2 separate regions of the Homo sapiens genome follow, and region 2 is linked to region 1. Evidence: read pairs that join two places in POLR2A ChIA-PET (ENCODE). Cell type or tissue: GM12878. All regions are shown on one strand. Each heading gives the region's core, and the rest is flanking DNA. Links, peaks and the distances in the headings are about the cores only.

Region 1 (5,381 bases), core at 176-5,175:
TCCTGGGCTTGGATCACTTATAGAGGAGAATGGTAGTTCTAAAAGTCTCCCTTGTCGCTTCTAGAGGCTGCTGCGCCAACCTTAGCACCAGATTCCTTTTGATCTATACTTTTTATGATAATCTGATACCTATTCTCAGCCTTCATATTGCTTTTGTTTTATTTTGCTGTATCCTTGAGGCAGTTAAAAAGAAAGGACACTGTTAAATTACTATTACATTCCATCACAGGAGGAATTATGCATCAGCTTGTTCTCATGTGATTCTCATGTGCCAAAAAGTATTTTCTGAGCCAATAAAAAGAAAATTATTTTTTCAGTAGTTTTTAAATCTTCCTGTGTCCCCAAAATGTCTCCATGAATTTAATGTCAAATTAAAAACCAAGCCAAGGCTGGGTACAGTGGTGCACACTTGTAGTCCTGGCTACACGTGGGGCTGGGACAAGGGGATCACTTGAGCCCAGGAGTTCAAGGCTGTAATGCTTTATGATCATACCTGTGAATAGCCACTGCACTCCAGCCTGGGCAACACAGTGAGACCTCGTCTCTAAAATTATTAGAGGCTGGGCACAGTGGCTCACACCTGTAATCCCAGCACTTTGGGAGGCTGAGGCAGGCGGATCACTTGAGGTCAGGAGTTCCAGACCAGCCTGGCCAACATGGTGAAACTCCGTCTCTACTAGAAATACAAAAATTAGCCGGGCATGGTGGCAGGTGCCTGTAATCCCAGCTAGTCGGGAGGCTGAGGCAGGAGAATCACTTAAACCCGGGATGGGGAGGTTGCAGTGAGCCAATATCGCATCACTGCTCTCCAGCCTGGGCGACAGAGTGAGACTCTGTCTCAAGAAAAAAAAAAAATTATTAGGAAAAATGTCTGTGTTAACTCTGAGAGAACAAATAATGGCTTTTTAAAGACTGTTAATAGAATAATGAAGACTTACTGTGTTTTTAACGTGAAAATTTTAGGTGACCAAGGGTCCTGCTATAACATACTGGGGGTCATAGGATAGTAGAATGGTCAACATCTCAATTTAGACATGTTACTTCCTGCTCTAAATACACTTGTGGACGCTACTTGTGGTGTAACTCCTTATGTATTTAATAATTATCTGACTCTGGTTTTCTTGGTTGATTTTTTTAAATGGGTGAAGAATCTAGTTATGAATTCTTTGCCCTTTATGGAATGTGATATCTTGGTTTTTATTCCATCTGTTACTTCCCTTTTACTTAATTTTATCTTATTGTTTTGCGTTGTGTTTCTAAAATAATGGCTTTGGCTTGTTTTTTCCTGAATGTTTCTGCAGTTTGGTTTGAGTATCTGGGTTTGGGCACCACTCCTGAACTTGGACTCCATCTGTACTTGTGACTTTTGGAAGGCAGAGTCAGTGTTTTCTGTGGAAGATGACATTTTTTTAATATTATATATGTGTATCTCCCCCTCCCCTTTTTGGTTTCTCTTAAAAGACTGGAAAGAAAGCAGTTAAAGCAGTTCTGTGGGTCTCAGCAGATGGACTCAGAGTTGTGGATGAAAAAACTAAGGTAAGATTCTTTATTTTTATTTTGATTTATTTTATTTTTTTTGGAGATGGAGTTTCACTCTTGTCACCCAGGCTGGAGTGCAATGGCACGATCTCGGCCCACCGCAACCTCCACCTCCCAGGTTCAAGCGATTCTCCTGCCTCAGCCTCCCTAGTAGCTGGGATTACAGGCATGTGCCACCATGCCCAGCTAATTTTGTATTTTTAGTAGAAATGGGGTTTCTCCATGTTGGTCAGGCTGGTCTCGAACTCCTGACCTCAGGTGATCCGCCCACCTCGGCCTCCCAAAGTGCTGGGATTACAGGTGTGAGCCACTGCGCCCGGCCTCGCCTGGCTAATTTTTGTATTATTAGTAGATACGGGGTTTCACCATGTTGGCCAGGCTGATCTCGAACTCCTGACCTCAGGTGATCCACCGGCAGCCTCCTAAAGTGCTGGGATTACAGGAGTGAGCCACCACGCCTGGCCTAAGGTAAGATTCTTATAAGCTTAAATGGGACTGCTCATATGTTTTTTAAAATCTCTAATGATCAAATATAATACCCTTAAGCTGTTGAAGGGTATTATATTGTTGAAGCTTTATCCTTCCACTTAGTCCAAAGTACAATCTCCTGAGAGACTATTTAACGTTCAGGAAACCACTTTAGTTACTCATTTACTTTATGAGAAATAGTATTCTCTCAACATATTGTTCTACATGACATAGCATGTCTAAGGTACTAAGCATTAGCATTTAGTGTTAAGATCTGAGTTCTTTTTTTTTTTTTTTTGAGATGGAGTTTCACTCTTGTTGCCCAGGCTGGAGTGCAGTGGCACGATCCCAGCTCACTGCAACCTCCACCTCCTGGGTTCAAACGATTCTCCTGCCTTAACCTCCCAAGTAGCTGATTACAAACACAGACCACCATGCCCCGCTAATTTTTGTATTTTTGGTACAGATGAGGTTTCACCATGTTGGTCAGGCTGGTCTTGAACTTCCGACCTCAAGTGATCCACCCGCCTTGGCCTCCCAAAGTGCTGGGATTACAGGCATGAGCCACCGCTCGTGGCCTATTTTTGTTCTTATATATTTTTTAATAAGTTTCCACTCTCACAAATTTGATACAATAGATGATAGACTATCCTTTTACCATGTTTTAAAATTAAAAAAAGATGGACTCCACATCTGAAATTTCTTCTTGCTCTGAAGAAAACACTATTTTAAGAAAATGATATTTGAACTAATTAACCTGGCTTTTGACTCAAAACTCAATTTAAGTGACATCTTAAGGACTAGTGAATGGCTCTTTGGTTAACATTTACTTAGAATCCAAATAATATCTCAAATCATAGGTACCATTTTGCATTTGAGAGACAGTGATCCTAAATGCCTAAATAAGAATAGACACACAGCTCTACCCCTAGAAAGCATAGGGTGTTATATAAGTACATTTAATTGTTAATTAAAATTTCCTAGAATACCTAAAGTCAGGAAGAAATTTAACAAGAAGATAATTAAAAAAAAAAAATTCAAATGCCACTGAAAGGGGAGAAAGTCTGGCAGGTAAAAAGCAGTTTTGATAGGCAACTTGCCTGGTAAATTTCAAGTGGTTTAATATAGCTGCATTTTAGTTATTTGACCTTATTACATTGCATACTTTTTTTTAAGTTCAAGAGAAGCAATAGTCTTCACTTTTAGTACATTACTGTTGGAAACAGTGATCATTTTAATTATTTTTTGGAACTTGTGTAGTTTTCATTAGTGTTTGGATGAAATTTGTTATACTTGAAAGCTATGTATTTAATTGTTTTATACAATAGTTGGAAAGTGATATTGCCCCCTTGTGGCTACTTACACCACTGGCATTCATTAGTTTAGTTTTTTCCACACTGAATAGTAGTAATTAGTAGTCATTGGTGGCTTGTCACCATTGGGACCATCTTCCCACCTTGTATTTCACTATAAGCGGGAACTAATACCATGTTGGGATCAGTATTGGTGATAACACCATGCCATGATCTGCACAAATTTTTATGAAACAGAAGCTGAAATCTGAAGCCCTTAACCTTTGAGCAAGAAGCTCTGTCAGATTGCCTTGCTATCCCACCTCTCAACTCATGTCTATCTTGATTCTGATAGTGTTCCTACCTTTTTTTTTTTTTTTTTTTTTTTGAGACAGTGCCTTATACTGTCACCCAGGCTGGAGTACAGTGGCACAGACATAGTTCACTGCAGCCTCAGCCTCCTAGGCTGAGATAATTTTTTTTTTTTTTTTTTTTTTAGAGATGGGTTCTCACTATGTTGCCCAAGCTGGTTTCGAACCCCTGGGCTCAAGCAGTCCTTCCACCTCGGCGTCCCAAAGTGCAGAAGACAGAATTTGAGGCAACAGTAGCCACTAGAAGGTAAAAAGAGAGGCTGGGCGTGGTGGCTCACACCTGTAATCCCAGCACTTTGGGAGGCCAAGGCGGGTGGATCACTTGAGTCCAGTAGTTTGAGACCATCCTGGCCAACATGCTGAAACCCTGTCTCTCCTAAAAATACAAAAAATTCGCTGGGCATGGTGGTGCGTGCCTATGGTTCCAGCTACTTGGGAGGCTGAGGCATGAGAGTCACTTGAACCTAGGAGGCAGAGGTTGCAGTAAGCTGAGATTGCATCATTGCACTCCAGCAGCCTGGGCGACAGAGCAAGACTATCTCAAAAAAAGAAAGTAAAAAGAGAATCCTGGAAATGAGTAAGCCAAAAAGGAGTAGTCCCAAATTCTGTTCATAAATTCTGCCCAAATCTCTGACCCTTTTAGCCATGTAGATTCAAGGCAGACTCCAAATAGCCCAACTAAGGATATAAAAACTGATATTTGATTACCTACGTATGGTGACATGCACCTGTAGTCCTAGCTCCTCGGGAGGCTGAGGCGGGAGGATGCTTGAGCCCTGGAGTTGAGGTTACAGTGAGCAGTGATTGCGCCACTGCACTCCAGCCTGGATGACGGAGCAAGACAGTCTCAAAAAAAGAACAAAAACGCCCTGATGTCTGAGGTGCTGTTCAAAAGATAAGAGTTTTCCATTTGAGTATAATCAAATTAGCTACCTGATAAAACCAAAAATATGACACTTCCAAGGAATGTAACGGAATCCATTCTTTCCACATACAACATTCACAATGACTACAATGCAGTTACTCAGCATACAACAAAACAGACAAGTCTGACTTATTCTCATCAAAATAACAATCAATAAAGACCTAACTTCAAGATGACTCAGATGTTGGAATTAGCAGACAGATTTTAAATGCCCGCCTTCACTATTTGACCAAGAAATAAATGTCTCTTGTATTTGAGTCATTGTATTGTTTTGTGTTTATAGCATCACCACAACTAGTACAGAAAATGGTACACTGAAGTAGACTGCTACCTTAACAGAAATGAAAACAGTGTATAGAAGGCATTATAACTATACTCAGTGACAGAAAGGAAATATGTTCATGTTGAATGAAGAGATAGAAATCTTGGCAGAGAATAGAAACTATGAAAAAGAAACAAATGGCTGGGCACGGTGGCTCGTGCCTGTAATCCCAGCACTTTGGGAGGCCAAGGCAGGTGGATCATGAGGTCAGGAGATTGAGACCGTCCTGGCTAACACAGTGAAACCTGTCTCTACTAAAAATACAAAAAAATTAGCCGGGCGTGGTGGCACACGCCTGTAGTCCCAGCTGCTTGGGAGGCTGAGGCAGGAGAATTGCTTGAACCCGGGAGGCAGAGGTTGCAGTGAGCCAAGATCGCGCCACTGCACTCCAGCCTGGGTGACAGAGTGAGACTGTCCAAAAAAAAAAAAAAAAAAAGAAAAAGAAACGAGTGGAAATTCCACAC
Region 2 (5,381 bases), core at 162-5,161, 180 kb before region 1:
CGGCCTCCCATCATTTCTTGATGGGCTATATTGTCAGCAAACATTTACCAAATACATAATTAGTAGTCATCATGGATATGCCAGCAAATATCACGTGGTTTTTCTGACTTTGGGGATTTGTTGTCTAATTGGATAAAATGGGCTTTTCTTGTTGGAGGCAGCAACAGAGCCTTTCAGAGGTCAAGAGCAAGCTGGTTACTCTTTTTTTTTTTTTTTTTTTTTTTTGAGACGGAGTCTTTGTTGCCCAGGCTGGAGTGCAGTGGCACGATCTCGGCTCACTGCAAACTCCGCCTCCCGGGTTCACGCCATTCTCCTGCCTCAGCCTCCCGAGTAGCTGGGACTACAGGGGCCCGCCACCAAGCTCGGCTAATTTTTTGTATTTTTGTAGTAGAGACGGGGTTTCAACGTGTTAGCCAGGATGGTGTCAATCTCCTGACCTCATGATCTGCCGGCCTCGGCCTCCCATGGTGCTGGGATTATAGGCGTGAGCCATCGCGCCCGGCCTCGTTACTCCTTTTTGAGACCCCAGTTATATTTTTAAAAATGAAGTGCCAAAACTCAATTTTAAAAAGTTTTGGTAGATTTTTAATGTGTATGCTTAAGGTTTTTGTTTGTTTGTTTTTGAGACAGAGTCTTGTGTCGCCCAGGCTGGAGTACAGTGGCACAGTCTTGGCTCACTGCAACCTCCACCTCCCAGGTTCAAGCCATTCTCCTGCCTTAGCCTCCTGAGTAGCTGGGATTACAGGTACCCACCACCATGCCCAGCTAATTTTTGTATTTTTAGTGTAGACGGGGTTTTGCCATGTTGGTCAGGCTGGTCTCAAACTCCTGACCTCAAGTGATCCACTCGCCTTGGCCTCCCAAAGTGCTGAGATTACAGGCATGAGCCACTGCACCTGGGCAAGTTATCATTTTTTAACACAAACAATTACAATGAGTTTCTTTTGAAATAATTTTTAAAAAATTGAAATTGACATGAATGTTCATAGCAACATAGGGAGACCCCCGTCTCTACAAAACATAAAAATACCAGCCTGAGCAACATGGCAAAACCCCATCTCTACAAAAAATACAAAGATAGCTGGGCATGGTGGCATGCACCTCTGGTCCCAGCTGAGCCCAGGAGTTCAAGGCTGTAGTGAGCTGTGATCATGCCACGGCATTCCAGCCTAGGCAACAAAGCAAGACCTTGTCTTAAAAAAAAAGAATCCAGAGAGAGGATCAGGCAGTTAGTGCCTTCATTAGACCACACTATCCCATCAACACCAAACTGTTGTTTGGAGGGCTTCAGCTCACAGCACCATGCAATTTCCTAACGCTTCTGAGTTTGAGACTCCCCTAGACAGAAGCTAAGTGGAGCACATCAGACTTCCAAAAGCCTCTGCAAAGCAACGTGGTATTGTGGGAAAATGGTAGATGCAAGTTCAAATAACCTACTGCTAATAATAAATGTGTGACTTTGTGAAAATTACTTTATCCTTCTGACTTTTACTTTCATCATTTGTAAAACGAGAAGAAGACTATCTCATGGGTCTCTTGCATGTGGTTCCCAACCAGGCTGCATGTTAAAATCGCAGTTTAAAAATGTGACAGCCTGAGTCACACCTCCTGCAAGTTAAATTGGTGTCTCCAAGGGTGAGATCCAGACACCAGTAGATTTTTAAAGCTTCACACGTCATTCTAATCTGCATCCAGGATTGAAAATCACTCGTGAAGCCAGGTGCGGTCGCTCACGCCTGTAATCCTAGAACTTTGGGAGGCTGAGGCAGGAGGATCACCTAAGGTCGGGAGTTCGAGACCAGCCTGATCAACATGGTGAAACCCCCATCTCTACTAAAAATACAAAAATTAGCCGTGCGTGGTGGCCAGCATCTGTAGTCCCAGCTACATGGGAGGCTGAGGCAGGAGAATTGCTTGAACCTGGGAGGCGGAGGTTGCAGTGAGCCAAGATCGCGCCACTGTACTCCAGCCTGGACGATAGAGTGAGACTCCGTTTCAAAAAAAAAAAAAAATCACTGGTGAGAATTAAATAATGTTACTGTACTTATGTAAATCAGGTGCCCTGTTAGTTCCTAGTCATTCCTCAATTTAAATTTCAAACCAGCAATTGACTGTGCTTTTGGTGTGTGTTCTAAAATTTTACCACTAGATGTCACTTTGACCATACAAGTTGGTTCTTGGAAGCTTCTGCTTCTCCGTTCTCAGAGTAACAACCATACAGCATCACCACAACCATTTGTTGAGCACCTGCTGAATGCCAGGCAGAGTGCCAATTTTCTTTCTTTTTTTTTTGAGACAGGGTCTCACTCTGTCGCCCAGGTTGGAGTGCAGTGGTGCAATCATGGCTCACTGTAGGCTTGACTTCCTGGGCTCAAAAATGATCCTCTTTCCTCAGCCTTCCCAGTAGCTGGGACTATAGGCACGCGCTCACCGCACCCAGCTAGTTTTTAATTTTTTTGTGGAGATGAGGTCTCCCTCTGTTTCCCAGGCTGGTCTCAAACTTGTGGGCTCAAGTGATCCTCCCATCTCAGCCTCCCAAAATGTTGGGATTACAGGCCACCATGCCCAGCTGCCAGTGATTCTTAGAACACATGACCTCCAGTCACATAACAACAAATAAGCAAGGTAGTTGTTATCCCAGTCATGAAAAAAGGGTTACAAATAATCTGTGACTTGTACAAAGATACACAGTTAGTGGCAGAACTGGGATTCCAGCTTCATTCATTCATTCACTCATTCAAAAACACTGAACAGGCTGGGTGCGGTGGCTCATGCCTGCAATTACTTCACTTTGGGAGGCCGAGGTGGGAGGATCAAGACCAGCCTAGGCAACATAGTGAGACTCCATCTCTACCAAAAAAAAAAAAAAATACAAAAATTAGCCAGGCATGATGGCACATGCCTGCAGTCCCAGCTACTCAGAGGCTGAGGTGGGAGGATCACTTGAGCTCAGGAGGCAGAGGTTACAGTGAGCCGAGATGGGGCCACTGCACTCCAGCGTGGGTGACAGAGCCAGACCCTGTCTCAAAATTAATTAATTAATTAAAATTTAAAAACACTGGGCCAGGCGCGGTGGCTCACGCCTGTAATCCTAGCACTTTGGGAGGCCGAGGCAGGTGGATTGCCTGAGATCAGAAGTTTGAGACCAGCCTGGGCAACATGGTGAAACCCCATCTCTACTAAAATACAAAAAATTAGCCGGGTGTGGTGGCAGATGCCTGTAGCCCCAGCTACTCGGGAGGCTGAGGCAAGAGAATTGCTTGAACCTGGGAGGCAGAAGTTGCAGTGAGCTGAGATCGCGCCACTGCACTCCAGCCTGTGACAGAGTGGGACTCTGTCTCCAAAAAAAAAAAAAAAAAATTTAAAACACTGAACACTTACTATGTGCAAGGTACTGTACCTGGTACTGGAAATTCAAAGATGAATATAGCATAGTTCTCATTCTCCAGATGTTCTTTTTTTTTTTTTCTTGAGACAGAGTTTCGATCTTGTTGCCCAGGCTGGAGTGCAATGGCGCAATCTTGGCTCACTGCAACCTCTGCCTCCTGGGTTCAAGCGATTCTCCTGCCTCAGCCTCCTGAGTAGCTAGGATTACAGGCATGCACCAGCACGCCCGGCTAATTTTGTATTTTTAGTAGAGACGGGGGTTTCCTCCATGTTGCTCAGGCCGGTCTTGAACTCCTGACCTCAGGATCTGCCTGCCTTGGCCTCCCAAAGTGCTGGGATTACTGGCGTGAGCCAACGTGCCCAGCCAGAAGTTCATTTTTAACCTTCACTTGTAGGTACATTTGAGAAGAAAAGGTAGGCACTTTTTTTATAGTTGTTCTTGGCCCCAGGGTAGCTCGGTCTTCGAAAGAACTTAAATGTTGTGTTCCTAAGAGGGTAGGATGACCCTTAGGTAGAGTTTTACACTGTATCCAGCCACTATGATAAAAGAATATTTTTGAGAGCTTATTAGGTAACTAAGAAGCTAGAGATCACATCTGGTCTGTTTTATCACTGCCTTATTTAATTATTTATATCCTCAGCAACAAACTATTGGCATTGGGTATGTAACTAATTTTTAATCAATAAATGTTTACTGAATAAACGAATTCCTAGTACTGTGTTAAACATTGTGCAAAAAGAGCCGTGACAGAAATATGTAAAGAAGCCTGCATCTGCCTAGGCGCGGCGGCTCATGCCTATAATCCCAGCAATATGGGAGCCTGAGGTGGGTGGATCACTTGAGGTCAGGAGTTCGAGACCAGCCTGGTCAATATGGGGAAACCCCATTTCTGCTAAAAGTACAAAAATTAGCTGGGCGTGGTGGTGCCTGCCTGTAATCTCAGCTACTCAGGAGGCTGAGGCAGGAAAATCGCTTGAACCCAGGAGGTGGAGACTGCAGTGAGCCGAGATCATGCCATTGCACTCCAGCCTGGGGAACAAAGAGAGATTCCATCTCAAAAAAAAAAAAAAAAGAGAAGAAAAGAAAAAAGAAGTCTGCATCTTATTCTTATAAGCAAATCTGAATATTTCCTTCCAAAAGTAGTACCTTGTTTTAAGTGCCTCCGCTGATTCATCCCTAAGGTGGGAAAGACTTAGAGATCTTGGAGAAGACTCTAAATGAGCCAGGGACCAGAGCATTATTATACTGCTTGATTTGATCTGTAGATTCAGGGTCTAATGACTGCTCTGGAGTTTGTTCTTATGTTGCAGGTATACAGCTGTATCTGTTTGAGTTGTCATTCATCAACCAAGCAGTTTGACAATTAGGACCGTAAGGATGACCAGGCTGGGTCAGACCTATCCAGCAGGTTAAAGGTTATTCAAGTTATTCAAGTAGTGGTCCTCAAACCTGGTTATAAATCAGAATCACCTGGGGGAGCTTTGCAACTATATACAGACCCCACTCCAACCTACTGAGTTGGAATACTAGGACCTAGGAGAGAGACATGAGACTTTCACATAGGACTAGGGTTGAAAATGAGTAGTTCAAGATCCATCCAGTTTTACTCATATATGGCTCTGCAATTCATAAATGTTGCCCTGATTTTTTTTCTGTATTCTGATTGTATTCCCTCCCTGGGTAATGAGTGCCATGCATTTACTACCTACAGTTTGGAGTAGTCTTCCTTTATATTGGTCCTAAGCTTAACTCTCCTGGAACTTTGTAAGAGACATTGAAACCTAAGATTTGGGGATTTGAGAGATGAGTTCATGTTGATCTTACGCATGCCACTTGTAATATTATAGGTTGAGCTCTCCCACAGAGCTTGCTTAGCAGTCACATGCCCATTCTTGAGATTTTTCTTATTTCACAAGGAGCTCTGGCTTTATCGAGATCCATTCTGCACCATCTAGACAACCTTTGTCCACTTCGTGCAATAGGAGAAAAATAA

Evidence for each region. ChIA-PET counts read pairs that join two places held together with the same protein. Peaks named below come from ENCODE experiments on the same cell type or tissue, not always from the same donor. Only the 100,000 strongest peaks of a DNase experiment are listed, where the experiment ranks them.
Region 2: POLR2A ChIA-PET joins it to region 1 with 14 read pairs; 20 of 35 experiments call an interaction of 5 or more read pairs at or near these places.

The regions. Positions count from the first base shown.
Region 1 is chr14:73,293,366-73,298,746 of GRCh38, reverse strand. It overlaps NUMB (NUMB endocytic adaptor protein), which reads left to right. Exons shown (of 13, transcript NM_001005743.2): 7 at 1,462-1,536. Among named protein-coding and RNA genes, the nearest start is that of PAPLN-AS1, 50 kb to the right of the region's middle. In GM12878, for the core only: a CTCF peak has its summit at 3,357 (motif pointing left); a DNase peak (open chromatin) is centred at 2,176.
Region 2 is chr14:73,469,056-73,474,436 of GRCh38, reverse strand. No RefSeq gene overlaps it. Among named protein-coding and RNA genes, the nearest start is that of NUMB, 13 kb to the right of the region's middle. In GM12878, for the core only: a CTCF peak has its summit at 2,147 (motif pointing right); a DNase peak (open chromatin) is centred at 2,162; H3K27ac peaks cover 402 bases.